2 separate regions of the Homo sapiens genome follow, and region 2 is linked to region 1. A link is a contact called in ENCODE Hi-C or POLR2A ChIA-PET data. All regions are on one chromosome and are shown on one strand. Each heading gives the region's core, a stretch centred on a gene start or an enhancer-like site at or near the end of the contact. The rest is flanking DNA. Distances are from core to core; before and after follow the strand shown. Region 1 overlaps LCP1 (lymphocyte cytosolic protein 1). Region 2 overlaps RUBCNL (rubicon like autophagy enhancer).

The links. A loop is a pair of places that touch in the nucleus more often than their neighbours do. ChIA-PET counts read pairs that join two places held with the same protein, here RNA polymerase II (POLR2A). Pooled maps may share reads with other maps.
Region 2: a loop to region 1 is called in a pooled map, with 2.0 times the contacts of the local background. The contact joins two enhancer-like sites. A Hi-C loop is called at or near these places in 8 of 168 maps with a recorded cell type or tissue (A673, CD4-positive, alpha-beta T cell, CD4-positive, alpha-beta memory T cell and 5 more), 1 of 37 single-sample maps with no recorded cell type and 15 of 50 pooled maps. POLR2A ChIA-PET finds 5 or more read pairs at or near these places in 5 of 52 experiments (CD4-positive, alpha-beta T cell, activated T-cell, activated naive CD4-positive, alpha-beta T cell and 1 more).

What each region holds. Positions count from the first base shown.
Region 1 is chr13:46,124,934-46,128,856 of GRCh38, reverse strand. It overlaps LCP1 (lymphocyte cytosolic protein 1), which reads left to right. Exons shown (of 16, transcript NM_002298.5): 16 at 1,134-2,934. The coding sequence ends at 1,266. Among named protein-coding and RNA genes, the nearest start is that of CPB2, 22 kb to the right of the region's middle. RefSeq lists an enhancer at 3,297-3,406. Within about 2 kb of position 2,141, at least 7 of the 41 ENCODE cell types and tissues checked have a DNase peak (open chromatin) inside an H3K27ac peak, as active enhancers do.
Region 2 is chr13:46,336,793-46,340,702 of GRCh38, reverse strand. It overlaps RUBCNL (rubicon like autophagy enhancer), which reads left to right. Exons shown (of 15, transcript NM_025113.5): 15 at 1-3,910. Among named protein-coding and RNA genes, the nearest start is that of LINC00563, 41 kb to the right of the region's middle. RefSeq lists an enhancer at 1,512-1,591. Within about 2 kb of position 1,487, at least 2 of the 41 ENCODE cell types and tissues checked have a DNase peak (open chromatin) inside an H3K27ac peak, as active enhancers do.

The DNA.
Region 1 (3,923 bases), core at 892-3,391:
AATAAAAGAACTGCCAGGTAGTAGTGTGGGCTCATTTGAAAATAAATTACAATTAATGAAATTTATCTTCATATATCTACAAATAGAGCAAAAATGTTCTGATGCAGCTATTATCATTCTATGTGAAAATATGGAATATAAATCTCTGGCTACTCTATATTATAGTACCATAAATAAGTACAAATATATGTGGGCAAGAATTGGAATGGAACAAAGAATAAAAAAATTGATGTGTAAGGCTAGGATTTTTTTTTTTTCTGAGACGGAGTCTCACTTTGTTGCCCAGGCTGGACTACAGTGGCACGATCTTGGCTCACTGCAGCCTCCGCCTCCCGGGTTCAAGCGATTCTCCTGCCTCAGCCTCCTGAGTAGCTGGGACTACAGGCGCACGCCACCACGCCTGGCTAATTTTTTGTATTTTTAGTAGAGATGGGGTTTCACCATGTTGGCCAGGATGGTCTCGATCTCCTGACCTTGTGATCCACCCGCCTCGGCCACCCGAAGTGTTGGGATTACAGGCGTGAGCCACCGCGCCTGGCCAAGGTCAGGATATTATACATTTTTCCTCTTTTGTTCCTTGTCAAAATGTTACTGTAGTTGAAATGTAGTCTGCAAACTTTTCCTAGCACACATGTTTATTCAGTTCTGTGACTCTTTCTGCTATGCTGCTATGTAGCCCAAGAGAATACTCCTGGTGTGAGTATCAAAAGTGGCAGCACGTGCTGTAGTGGCTCACACCTGTAATCCCAGTGCTTTGGGAGGCTGAGGCAAGAGCTTCTCTTGAGGCCAGGAGTTCAAGCCCAGCCTGGGCAACATAGTGAGACCCCTGTCTCTACAAAAAAAAAAAAAAAAACTTAACTTAAAAAAAAGGCAGGAGCTGAAGAGGTCTCCAAGGACAAATAATACACTTGATAATGATCACGAGACTAGCCAGCAAGTCTGATGCTTTGTCAGAATCTTTGGTTGAGCCAAAATTTGTCCACAAAAGTGTGAGGATGCTGGTGACTGACTCCAGCCACTGCAGGAGTGAGTTCTGTCCTGACTATGGAACGACTGTGACTGTGACCCTCCAGGGTCCCATTCGTGTTGTGTTTCTCAGGCTCTCCTTATTTTTCCTCTTTTCTCCCTTTTAGATATGCCATCTCTATGGCCCGAAAAATTGGAGCAAGAGTGTATGCCCTGCCAGAAGACCTGGTTGAAGTGAACCCCAAAATGGTCATGACCGTGTTTGCCTGCCTCATGGGGAAAGGAATGAAGAGGGTGTGAGGCCCAATGGGGCTGGGTGGGAGGCGGTGCACTCACTCCTGACTGCCCGGCACAGATGCTCCAGGGATGATTCAAGCCATTCCAAAGTTCAACTTGGTGACACTCTATAAGATTCCAAAAAGCACATATTAGTGCAGCCAAGTAGCCTCTCCTGTATTTAACAAAAAGTGCTTCATTCTTTGCAGGAGGCCCAACCTCCTATATATAGGTTTCTATTCTTGATTTATTTGCTTCTTCGAAAATCTAGAGGAAAAGAAAGAAGTTATTTTCCAGGTACCCTTCTCGCTTTTGCCATTAGCCAAGGATAGAAGCTGCAGTGGTATTAATTTTGATATAATCTTTCAAACCAGCTTCATGTGGCTTCCCTTTTCTTTGTTCAAGATGAGGGCCAGGAGGGGAAACATCACACCTGCCCTAAACCCTGTTCCTGGAGGTCAGCATTTGATCTGTTGCAAGCCCCTCTTTCTGTCCCCTCTTCCTACCCTGCCTCCCTTGACTTTGCTCCTCACACTTTTGGAACCATGCCTTCCGGGGGGGCCCATCTCTTCTGGCCGTCCTTGTCTCTGGGCCACTTGGAGTGTGTGATAAATCAGTCAAGCTGTTGAAGTCTCAGGAGTCTCTGGTAGCCTGCAGAAGTAAGCCTCATCATCAGAGCCTTTCCTCAAAACTGGAGTCCCAAATGTCATCAGGTTTTGTTTTTTTTCAGCCACTAAGAACCCCTCTGCTTTTAACTCTAGAATTTGGGCTTGGACCAGATCTAACATCTTGAATACTCTGCCCTCTAGAGCCTTCAGCCTTAATGGAAGGTTGGATCCAAGGAGGGTGTAATGGAGCATCAAGCCACTCGGCGGCAGCATGGAGCTATAACTAAGCATCCTTTAGGGTTCTGCCTCTCCAGGCATTTAGCCCTCACATTAGATCTAGTTACTGTGGTATGGCTAATACCTGTCAACATTTGGAGGCAATCCTACCTTGCTTTTGCTTCTAGAGCTTAGCATATCTGATTGTTGTCAGGCCATATTATCAATGTTTACTTTTTTGGTACTATAAAAGCTTTCTGCCACCCCTAAACTCCAGGGGGGACAATATGTGCCAATCAATAGCACCCCTACTCACATACACACACACCTAGCCAGCTGTCAAGGGCAGAATGAATCTATGCTGGATAAGAAATGGTGGAACTGCGTTATGAAGAGCTAATTTACTGGACAAAGAATTCCAAAGCAAAACCAGAACAGTATGAATTTGAGCAGGTCTCATAGGTTGAGCAATTTCCCCCTAAACCAACTGAAGGCTAAAAAGCAACAGGCCATTGTGAACCAATGCAAGACGCCCTCTATCATGGTGAAAAGCTCCATCAATGAGGTATCTTCTTTAGTGGTGGTATGTAATGGAACTTAGCCATTTTTCAAAGCAATTGAAATGCATTGCTCTGGATCTGTTCCTTGGCAGTGGACTCAGAAAGCCAACATGTGGCTCCTCCCAGCCCATAACCAGTATTTTTGCTGCTTCTGAATACAAATTGGTTGGTTTTGACTTCAGATTGAACTTACTGTAGCCTCAGATGATTTCCCCCCTCCGCCTCCAGGAAGAAAGAATGTTACTGCCTTAATAAAAAATGAAAAGAGAATGATGCTCAAAATCTTTCCAAATAAAATGTTCCCTATATTAGGTGTCTCTGGATGTTTCATTTTGAAAGTTTGCTGACAGTGTGCTATAAATCGTTCATTCATTCATTCCTCCAACACGTTCGAGTGCCTAGTATGTGCAAGGCACAGTGCAAGGTTTTAGGAATGTGCCTATGAACTAAACAGGCACTGTGCTCAGCTGATGCCTGTCTTAGGAAAGACGGAAGTTAAACAATTAAAATAACAGATGTGACGAGTGATAAAAAGAAGGGCAGGGTGAGACATGAGTTTATGACAGGAAACAGTCTGAGGAGAAATAGTTTAGCTAAAAACTGAAGAATAAATTTCCGTTAGGCAAAGCAGGGAATAAAATTAAAGCTGAGAGCCAAACTCAGAAATACACTGAACTTGTAGGAGTGAAGAGGTGTGATACCTTTCCTCACCTATCATAAGAGTCACGGCCAATACTATGACAAAAGATGGGTAACAAGAGAAAAGGGTAACATATTTCTTTCATCAAAGTTTTACATGACATGGGAGCTTTTAGAAATGAAAACCCAAAGATCCAAGGAAAACTGTTCATTTTTATGCTTAGATTTAATGCAGAATGAACGGCCAGGCAGAAATGTGATTGGGCAAAAGGCTGTGATCTAAGGCTAATAAATGGAAGGGGAAGCCCAGCAAGGCCTGTGTGTTCCGATTCTTCTTGGCTGCAGTCTGTAGCATTTTTTCCTCCAGGGATCAGGGCAGGACCCCCCTGGAATGAGGGTCTTATTACCTACTATCAGGCAAGGTAGGTCAGAGAATTTCTTTACCGTCACTGTCTACACAGAAAGGCAGGGGAAGGTTAGAGTAATTTTTCTAGGGTTTTATGGCTTGCTTTGGGGGAAAGGGGTTCTAGTTTCTATGACCCTCCTTGAGAAAGAGGAATTCTGCTTTCTGCGAGTTGCTTCAGGGGAGAAAGAAGAGGAGGAGACAGGAGGGCAGGAGAAGATCGGAGAGGGAGACCTTGTTTCTGAGGTTTCCTTG
Region 2 (3,910 bases), core at 238-2,737, 210 kb before region 1:
CCCTCCACCATGAGTGGAAGCAGCCACAAGTCCTAACCAGAAGCAGATATTGGTGCGATGCTTGTACAGCCCGCAGAACCATAAGCCAAATTAACCTCTTTTCTTTATAAATCACCCAGCCTCAGGTATTCCTTTATAGCAACACAAATAGACTCAGACACTGGGGAAGCCATTTAAATTATCTAAGCCTCTGTTTGTAAAATGAGGGATATGACTCTCTGCAGTTGAGATAAGGATTAGAAATGAAAATGAAGCACCCACTAAAAGGCCTGGTACAAGCAAGGGCAAATGGTAATAATGAGGTCTAGACAGATTACAAACTGAGTCATACCCCTTATTTTCTGTATCTCTGGGTAAGTTACTCCCTGGGTCTCAGTTTATAATCTGTAATACAAGGATTAGAACAATAGCTACTGTTGTGGGTTGAATTGTGTCCCATGAAAGAATATGTTAAAGGTCTATGCTGGTGTCTGTGCTGTGGCCTTTTGGGAAGTAGGGTCTTTGCAGAGGTGGTTAAGTTAGGATGAGGACATAGTGCATTAGGATGAGTTTTGATCTAGTGACTGGTGTCCTTATAAGAAAAGGGAAATTGAGAGAAGAGAGAAGATGCAGGGAAGAAAAAAAGCAGAGGTTGGGGTGATGCATCTACAAGCCAAGGAGCACCAAGAATTGCTGGCAGCCCCCAGAAGCCGGAGAGAGGCAGGGGGCAGATTCTTCCTCAGAGCCTTAAAAAAAAAACCCAACATGGCTGACCCCTTGATTTCAAACTTCTGACATTGAGAATTATGAGAGAATAAATTCCTGGGGTTTTTTTGTTTTGTTTTGTTTTTGTTTTTGTTTTTTTGAAATGGAGTCTTGCTCTGTCACCCAGGCTATAGTGCAGTGGTGCGATCTCAGCTCACTTCAACCTCCGCCACCTGGGTTCAAGTGATTTTCCTGTCTCACCCTCCCGAGTAGCTGGGATTGCAGGCGCACGCCACCAGGCCTGGATAATTTTTGTATTTTTAGTAGAGACGGGTTTTCACCATGTTGGCAAGGCTGGTCTCTAACCCCTGACCTCAGGTGATCTGCCTGCTTCGGCTTCCAAAAGTGCTGGGATTACAGGCCTGAGCCACTGCGCCTGACCCTGTTGTTTTAAACCACCCAGAGTGTGGTCATTTGTCTGAGACTTCGGAATTCAAACCTGCTGGAAGGAACGTGGTAGACATGTCAGGAAGGGGTTTGACATTCAGTTTCTGCCCCCAGGTCTGAGCCTGCATGGCTGGCTTAGCCACCGTCAGATGCTACCTGCAGGAAGCCTTCCTGAACTCATCGCCAAAGGAGGGTGAAGTGTGTCATTTTTAGAAGCGTGCTTCCTTAAAACAAGCATTTAAGGATCTCTGTCTTTAAATAATTTCTCAACTGGTATGGGAAGGAAAACCGTAGTTCCCCTTTTTCACTTCACTAGAAACTAAAACAATACTTTTATGAGTAATGCTGAGGTAGCAGGCTGCAGACACAATTGGGAAGCTTCAGCACAAACATGAGAAATCGAGAACCTTTGCATCCTCGCATATCTGGGCAGCTCTCCAAGCCAAGGGGACTGAGGATTGAAGAGCTTAACCACATAGGTTAAGCAAATTGTGTATTTTTCCTTGCACTTTTTTTTTTTTTTTTGAGACAGGGTCTCGCTCTGTCGCCCAGGCTGGAGTGCAGTTGGCGTGATCTCAGTTCACTGCAGCCTCTGCTTCCCGGTTCAAGCGATTTTCCTGCCTCAGCTTCCCTAGTAGCTGGGACCACAGGCATGTGCCACCATGCCCAGCTAATTTTTTTCTGTTTTTGGTAGAGACGGGGTTTCGCCATGTTGGCCAGGCTGGTCTCAGAAGTGATCTACCCGCCTCGGCCTCCCAAAGTGCTTGGATTACAGGTGTGAGCCACCGCGCCCAGCCCTTCCTTGAACATTTTCTGGCCTCTGCTTGTGCTTCCAGGCTTCTTTCTCCCCAGGGCTGCCCCCTCTTTTCTAGTCCTGCCGTGTTCCTGCCTCCATGGTCTTGTTCTTCTTGCATCCCTTGCCTGGGATCAGGACTGCCCTTTCATCCTGGAAAGAGGCCCTGCTCTGGCCTTCCTCGGGCTACGTACATCCCCATTGGTGAGGAGACAAAGGGCAAGCGCACCCAAAGCCCCCACCCCTCCTGTTAGATCAAATGGAGCCCCAGACAGAATCCCCTGCCCTGTGGTCTCAACCCCACTTTTAGGGCTGCTCAGGTCTTTCCCCTGGTCCAGCCTCCTGAAAGTGAACTGCGCTGCTAAGACCAAGAGGCAGCCAAGGGGCAGCTGCTTGTAGGATGGAGCCAAAGTGGGAAGAGAGAGGGGCAGGGGTTGGCCCAATGCTAGCTATACCTGAGCCACCATGCTCCAGAGCAGAGCAGTGAGGAGTCAAAGATTTCAAAATTCAAACCTGCTTTCTCGGGTCCTGATGAAGGGATATTCACCATGGTAGGAAGATAAAACATATTTCAAATTTTAAATACTTGGATATATGGCATGTGGACCTGTATTTGTACTCTTGCATGGGCTCTGCAGATGGGAGTGGTGGGCGCTTCCCCTTTTCATCTCCCTCCCGATCTTGCCCATTCTTCAGCGTACTGCACGTGCACACACATGCTCCCTTCTCCTTACACTCTGATATCTGCATTTACCTCATTATTCTACTGGGGACAGCTCTCTGAACTTTTGGCAGCCTTTGATCCTTTCTATCTGCCCTTGAAAGTCTCTTGGAAGCTATGAGAGAGACTTTATTCTCCCTTTGCTCCTGCAGCCCCTGAAGGTCCACATTCCTGAGGGCCCTACCCAGCTCCCTGAGTGATTGTTTGAAATAGAACTACTCAGGAGTGCGGTGCCTGCATTGGACTTTTTACAAGCAAGAATAAACCTTTATTTTGTTCAGTTCCTGAGATTTTTGTGGGGCTGGTTCCTACAGTGTAACCCACCCTACTCTGACTAACATAAGATGTCCTGATACCTGTTGTCCAGGGGATGAGTACTGAGGGAACAGGTTTGTCACTGTCGTAGTCTGTTTAGGCTGCTATAATAAAATACCTTACGCTAGGTGGATAATAAACAACAGAAACTTACTGCTAACAGTTCTGGAGGCTAGGAAGTCCAAGATCAAGACAACAGCAGATTTGATGTCTATTGAGGGACCACTTCCTGGTTCATAGATGGCACTATCTCACTGTATCCTTACATGGTAGAAAGGAGAGAGAGCGGACCAGGCACGGTGGCTCACACTTGTAATCCCAGCACTCCCAAAGTTGAGATATATGCCTCAGGCTGAGACAGGCATATCACGAGGTCAGGAGATTGAGACCATCCTGGCCAACATGGTGAAACCCAGTCTTTACTAAAAATACAAAAATTAGGTGTGGTCGCAAGTGCCTGTAATCCCAGCTACTCGGGAGGCTGAGGCAGAAGAATCGCTTGAACCAGGGAGTTGAAGGTTGCGGTGAGCTGAGATCACGCCACTGTACTCCAGCCTGACAACAGAGTGAGACTTGGTCCCCCCTCCCTGCCCCCAAAAAAAGAAAAAGGAAAAGAGAGAGAGAGAGAACCCCCTGGGGTCTGTTTTACAAGGGCACTAATTCCCTTTGTGAGGGCCTCACCCTCATGACCTAATCACCACCTAAAGGCTCCACCTCCTAATACTGTCACAATTGGGGGTTAGGTCTTCAACACATGACTTTTGAGGAGATATAAATATTCAGTCCATAACAGTCATGCAGACATCAAAAACTATTCTACTCCTCTGAGTTATCCATATTATCTAGTATTCCTTACATTAAAAAATAAAGGAATATGCAGAGAGAAAAAAATTCTTTAACCTCACATTCCTTTCCAGTTCTACCTCTATGATCTTCTTCACAGCAACATT